Regions from separate parts of the Homo sapiens genome. Here region 1 is linked to region 2. The links are chromatin contacts, found by Hi-C or POLR2A ChIA-PET in ENCODE. All regions are on one chromosome and are shown on one strand. Each heading gives the region's core, a stretch centred on a gene start or an enhancer-like site at or near the end of the contact. The rest is flanking DNA. Distances are from core to core; before and after follow the strand shown.

Region 1 (2,911 bases), core at 293-2,792, 150 kb after region 2:
CTGACACCTGTGAGGAAGCAGAGGGCCCCAGGTAATCAAAGTCCCCTGGGGCTGCTGGGGGAGCAGGTGCATGAGGAGATTCCCATGGGAGATGGGAGGAGCGGGAAGACCAGGGCTCAGGTGACCCCAGGGGTTAGAGGTCAGCTGGAGCGGGTCCTTGACCAACACCAGATGTGGAGCCTCCTTGACTAGTAGACACAATAATTGCCACTAGGAGACACAATAGCTGCCACGTAAGGAGGGGCCACGGGCCCCAGAAACGCAGCCAGGACATGACACATGCTAGTGCCGTGCACTGATTGGGAGCCATTCTGGCAGCCCTGAGATGCTCATGCCCCTTATAAGCGTGCGCCCCGCCCTGTCTTTATGACACCTTTATTTATGCCACATTTATTTGGCTCGGGTCCAGATCTGCTCCATTTTACCATGGCAATCTTATGTCACAATCTCGCTCAAGTGATCCTCCCACCTCAGCCTCCTGAGTAGCTGGGACTACAGGATGTGCCACCACACCCAGCTGATTTTTGTGTTTTTTGTAGAGACAGAGTCTCCCTATGATGTCCAGGCTGGTCTCAAACTCCTGGGCTCAAGTGATCCTCCCACCTCAGAGTCCCAAATTGCTGGGATTACAGGGATTAGCCACCATGCCCAGCCAATCCAGCCATCTTGCAGCCAATCCTCCAGCCCCAATTAAGCCTTCAGATGACTACAGCCCCAGTTAGTATCTTGACTACAAACTCATGACAGATCCTAAGCTAGAACCACTCTTCTAAGCTGCTCCTGAATTCCTAACCCATATACAGTGTGTGAGATCATAAACACTTATTGTTGTTTTAGGCCTCAAATTTTGGAGCAATTTATTATGCAGCAATAGGTGACTAAAACACACAATAAAATTGCTGTCATTACTATTATAAAGTACTTCCTGATTTTGAGCTGAAATCCACTTTCTTGTAATCACCACCCTCTCTTCCAGTTCCGTCTTTTTGGGCCACCTAGAAAAAATACAATCTCTCTTCCTCATGGTCAAAATGTTTGGTGCCAGTTTTCATGCCAACAATTTAATTCATCAGACATTTGAAGAGTGATCACTGTACCAGGCAGTAGGCATGCAAAGATAAGTAGGACGAGGTCCCTGCCTAGCCATACACTCAAAACATTCTTCCACAGGAGGTGTGCTGTAATGAAGGGACCTGACTCCCAGTGCAGGAGAAGGAGGTCCAAATGCAGGTGTGGCTGGTTCTGCTTACAGAGGTGAGGGAAGGCTTCTCAGAACAGGTGGCAGGCGCTGAGGCCTAAGGGATGAATAGGCCTTCTCCAGGATGACAGGAGGGGAAGGACTAACAAGCAGAAGCTGCAGGCAGAAGACCACCCTGACACTAACCACTTTCTTCCGCAGGGTACACATCTCCTCTCCTCTTGTCCAACTTTTGAGTCCTCTCCCAACCCCTCCCAATCTTGGTAACTCCACTCAGAACACACCCTTTCCTGTCACATGATGGCATCTAGAGGGAGCCAGCCCTCCTCCAGGGTGGTCCGGCCAGTGTGGAGTGGAGTTGGCCGTCACCTTTCTTTTTCTGGAAGCTCTGCTTGGTCCAGACTTGTCTGAGGTTTTTTGGCCTCCACATCCTTCAGCTGACTCATGCTGGGCCTGCAGGCATCTGGACTGCAAAGTCATTTTTCACACGTGCTCCTGGGAAACCACATCTCTTCGTACTTTGTACTTCTGCTGTTGTTTTGTTTTCACAATTTTTCATGGGTGTTTTGAAGTTCAATAATTTGATCTATGCAAACTGCTCATCTCAGCTCCTGGTTGGCAGGGGCCTTGTGGAAGCAAATTGAGCCACCAAAAGAATCCAATTTAGAACACGCCCTGGAAACAGAAACCGTCTGTCATTCTAAGGCCATTGTGGTTGGGAGTGATTCAGACTCATTGCAGCTCCTTCCAGCCTTCAAAGATCTCACCGGATAAGAGCCTGGCTTGGATTTGAAGACACCTTCTATGAAGGAAAGGCTTTGGCAGGGGGTGAGGGGGGTGGGCTGTGATACTTTGTAGGAGCTGAGCACAGACGGAAGGAAATTGGAAGGGGATGTTTGTCTGGCTCCCACCTTCCCCCGTCAGGGAGAATCAGGCCATTGTCTAGGTAGAACTCTTGGCTTGTTTATCTTCTCAGACCCAGCTTAGAACAAGGTTTCACTCAGTTTTCTTTCCACCCAAAAAATGACCACAGGAAAGAGTGACTTGCGTTTGCTAAGTGTCCAGTCCGTACTCTCCGTTCCCATTTCTCTGCCTCTTTCTCCCATTATCGGCTTCTAACAGAAAATAAGAAGAGCAAGCTTCCCTTTGGTCCCATCAAAGATAACATGTAGACATTCATTCATGCGTTCATTCCTTTAACTAGCATTTATTGGGTTCCTACTATGTTCCCAGCATTGTTATTGGTACTGGTGACCCTAGTATAAAAGACACAATCCCTGCTGTCAAGAGGTCACAGTTCTGGAAGGAACCCAGCGGTACTGGCAGCAGCGCTAGTGGGGAATGGGAGCACATAGAAGAGGCATTTGACTCAGCTTTGGAAAGAATTGGAAAAGGCTTTAAAGTAGAGTAAAAGTTTGCCAGAAAGAATAATCATTATTACAGCTTTTTTAAAGCGTCTTCTACATGCCAAGCACTGTGCTAAAATCTCCCTATATATATTGTTTTATTTTAATCCTCACAACTCTAAGAGGTCACTACTGTAATTATTCCAACTTCACAAATGAAGAAAGTGAGATTTAGCAAGGTCGCCTTGGTGGGGCATGGCTGCTCACACCTATAATCCCAGGATTTGGGAAGCCGAGGCAGGAGGATCACTTGAGTTTAGGGGTTTGAGGCCAGCTTGGGCAACATAGTGAGTCCTCTGTCTCTACA
Region 2 (2,996 bases), core at 38-2,537:
TACAGGCGTGAGCCACTGTGCCCGGCCCGAGAATCATCTTTAAAAGAGGATTAGTTTTTAAACTATATTATATAGAGTTTTAAATAGAGCTTTTGTTGTTTTCAAGTCACGAGAGATGTCTCCCGATATTTATGGATCAGTCCGAAGTTTTACTACCTAGAAAATTGTATTTTATACCCATCAGGAAGCAAGTAGTTGAAATAATTATTCCAACTGCTTAAAGTTTCTGATATTTTTAATTTAGAGGAATCTTTTTGTAACTAATATTTCCTGTTAAGGTTTGTCTTAGGCCGGGCGCGGTGACTCACGCTTATAATCCCAGCACTTTGGGAGGCCGAGGTGGGCGGATCACCTGAGGTCGGGAGTTCGAGACCAGCCTGACCAACATGGAGAAACCCTGTCTCTACTAATAATACAAAATTAGCCGGGCGTGGTGGCACATGCCTGTAATCCCAGCTACTCGGGAGGCTGAGGCAGGAGAATCGCTTGAGCCCGGAAGGCGGAGGTTGCGGTGAGCCGAGATCGCACCATTGCACTCCAGTCTCGGCAACAAGAGCGAAACTCCGTCTCAAAAAAAAAAAAAAAAGGGTTTTGTCTTCACTTCCATTTTCACATTTTAGTATCTCATCTGGTGGAACTAAATAAAATTAAATTTTGTACGTTTATAAGAAATGTTTCAGCTAAGTGATAGATTTAAGGGCAGTTTTACTTTCTTCCGTACACTTTTCAAGACTTCTACATGACGTTTTTGCAAGTATGAGAAACACCATACAATGCATAACTTTGTAAAACCAGTGGGAAGTCACTCTAACATCGCAGCCACAGGAAAGTAATGTGGCCAGAGGTAAGCAAGCGGCTGTGAGAATGTGAACCATCCGCCCACTCTGAGGAGCCACCCGTGGACCCTGAGGCCGGGGAAGCACAAATGTTCCGAAAACTGCCCCGTCAGCTAGGCTGGGGCCCCAAGAGAGGGGCCTGAACAAGGGACATGAGGAAGGAAACACTCTAGGACATGAGGGACATGAGGAAGGAAACACTCCAGGTTCCTCCAGAATACCTCCAGCCGTATTCCATTAGCCTCTAGGGTCAGAGGCTAATGACAGACGGGAAATCACCCCAGTGTTCCAAGCACCCTACCTCCCGCCGTATTCCATTAGCCTCTAGGGTCAGAGGCTAATGACAGACGGGAAATCACCCCAGTGTTCCAAGCACCCTACCTCCCGCCGTGAAGAGGACAGACCCGCTCATCTCCAAGTTGAATCAGTAGGTCCAGTCTTCCTCCATTGACTTCCGGTTCCTGCGTGCTGCGCCCAAAAGCGCTCGGCCTGCACTCGGCGGAAAGGTTGTTGTCCAAGCGGCGTTCCGGGGCAAGGCCCGAGGTGTGTCCCGCTGAGCAGTGGGTCGTCCGCGTCTGGGCTGCGGGCTTCCAGGCGGGCGCCTGCCGAGGCCCTGTCCCCGGATCCCGAGTCCCTGGCTGGCCCGCAGTCTTCTTCCACTGCACCGGGGAAACGTTCTTGCCCCTACCGACTCCTGAGAGCCGCTGGGCCGAATCTCCAGGAAGGCGATTCCGAGGCCAGTTTTAGTCTGTAGTGGGTAAAGTGCCTCCTTCGTGGAGACTCCCTGGGTTTCTCCTAGACACTTAGATTGAGGAGCTCCTGTTGGGGCCCAGCCTGTGGCGCCGGGAGCGGGATCAGGTAGGGGCAGCGTAGACAAGGTCCTCAAATAACCTTTTCACCAGGTAGACTGGAATAACGGGGAGAGATGCGAAGTGTTTGAGGAGCTCAGCGGGGAAACAGGGCAGGCAAGGGATTAGGTAAAGGCGAGGGAGGAGGAGATTGCGTTGGCGCTGGAGCGGTATTCCTCTTAGAAGGGATAAAGGGAGATGAATGTAGCGCCGAATTTAGTTGGTCCTTGAATAATGGGTGGAGCAGTTGAATACTCCACCAGATAGGAAGCCTGAAGTCCCCGAGGTTTATGATTTGCAGTCAGACTGGAGAGTGTTCCTAGAAAATTGGCCATATACTGTATAGCGAATGTGAGGCTGGATTGCAGGTGAAGAGCCTGGGAGCAATGAGAAGTCGCGAAGAGAGTGTATCTTCCCAGGTGAGAGGCAAGCGTAAGGAATTTTTTTTTTAACAGTCTTGCTCTGTCGCCCAGGTTGGAGTGCAGTGGTGCGATCTGGACTCACTGCAAACTCCGCCTCCCGATTTCAAGTGATTCTCGTGCCTCAGCCTCCCGAGTAGCTGAGATTACAGGCGAGCGCCACTACGCCCGGCTAATTTTTGTATTTTTAGTAGAGACAGGTGTCACCATGTTGGCCAGGCTGGTCTCGAACTCCTGACCTCAGGTGATCCGCCCGACTCGGCCTCCCAAAGTGCTGGGATTACAGGCGTGGGCCACTGCGCCTGGCCAACCGTAAGGAATTGAACCTAGGAGATGTAAGGAGAGTGGAAAGAAAAGAATTATTTCTGGAAGATGGGGAGCCAGTTTTGTGAAAAACGGGGAATTCAGGAGGGAGGGAAAGGTGATGAGTTTGCGTTTTTATGAGGCAGCAATGGGTTGATTGTTTGTGTCTGGAAGGCAGTGGGGATGTAGGGGAATCATAAGTATTAATAAAATGTGCTGGTCGGGAGCAGTGGCTCCCAAAGTGTAATTCCAGCACTTTGGGAGGCCGAGACGGGCGGATCGCTTGAGCTCTTGAGTTCCAGACCACCCTGGGCAACATGGCGAAACCCCGTCTCTACGAAAAAATTAGCCGGGTGTGGTGGAGCACGCCTGTTATCCCAGCTACTCAGGAGGCTGAGGTGGGAGAATCACCTGAGCCCGGGAGGTAGAGGTTGCAGTGAGTGGAGATCGTGTCACCACACTCCAGCGTGGGGGACAGAGCCAGACCTTGTCTCAAAAAAAGAAAAAAAATTGCTCATAGGAAGTCTAGAAACCTTGGCAGTTTCTGGGGAACTTAGGAATCTAACAAGAAATAACATCAACTTTTTTCT

What was found. Hi-C counts contacts between places; a loop is a spot of excess contacts on that map. ChIA-PET counts read pairs that join two places held with the same protein, here RNA polymerase II (POLR2A). Pooled maps may share reads with other maps.
Region 1: a loop to region 2 is called in a pooled map, with 2.0 times the contacts of the local background. The contact joins the enhancer-like site here to the promoter of TEFM in region 2. A Hi-C loop is called at or near these places in 21 of 37 single-sample maps with no recorded cell type and 10 of 50 pooled maps. POLR2A ChIA-PET finds 5 or more read pairs at or near these places in 2 of 52 experiments (HEK293 and PC-3).

The regions. Positions count from the first base shown.
Region 1 is chr17:31,050,754-31,053,664 of GRCh38, forward strand. It overlaps the pseudogene LOC646030. Among named protein-coding and RNA genes, the nearest start is that of MIR4733, 42 kb to the right of the region's middle. Within about 2 kb of position 1,543, at least 12 of the 41 ENCODE cell types and tissues checked have a DNase peak (open chromatin) inside an H3K27ac peak, as active enhancers do; they include PC-3, where a contact is called at or near this core.
Region 2 is chr17:30,904,951-30,907,946 of GRCh38, forward strand. It overlaps TEFM (transcription elongation factor, mitochondrial), which reads right to left and starts at 1,288. Exons shown (of 4, transcript NM_024683.4): 1 at 1,218-1,288. The coding sequence starts at 1,248. RefSeq lists enhancers at 1,778-2,047, 2,026-2,826.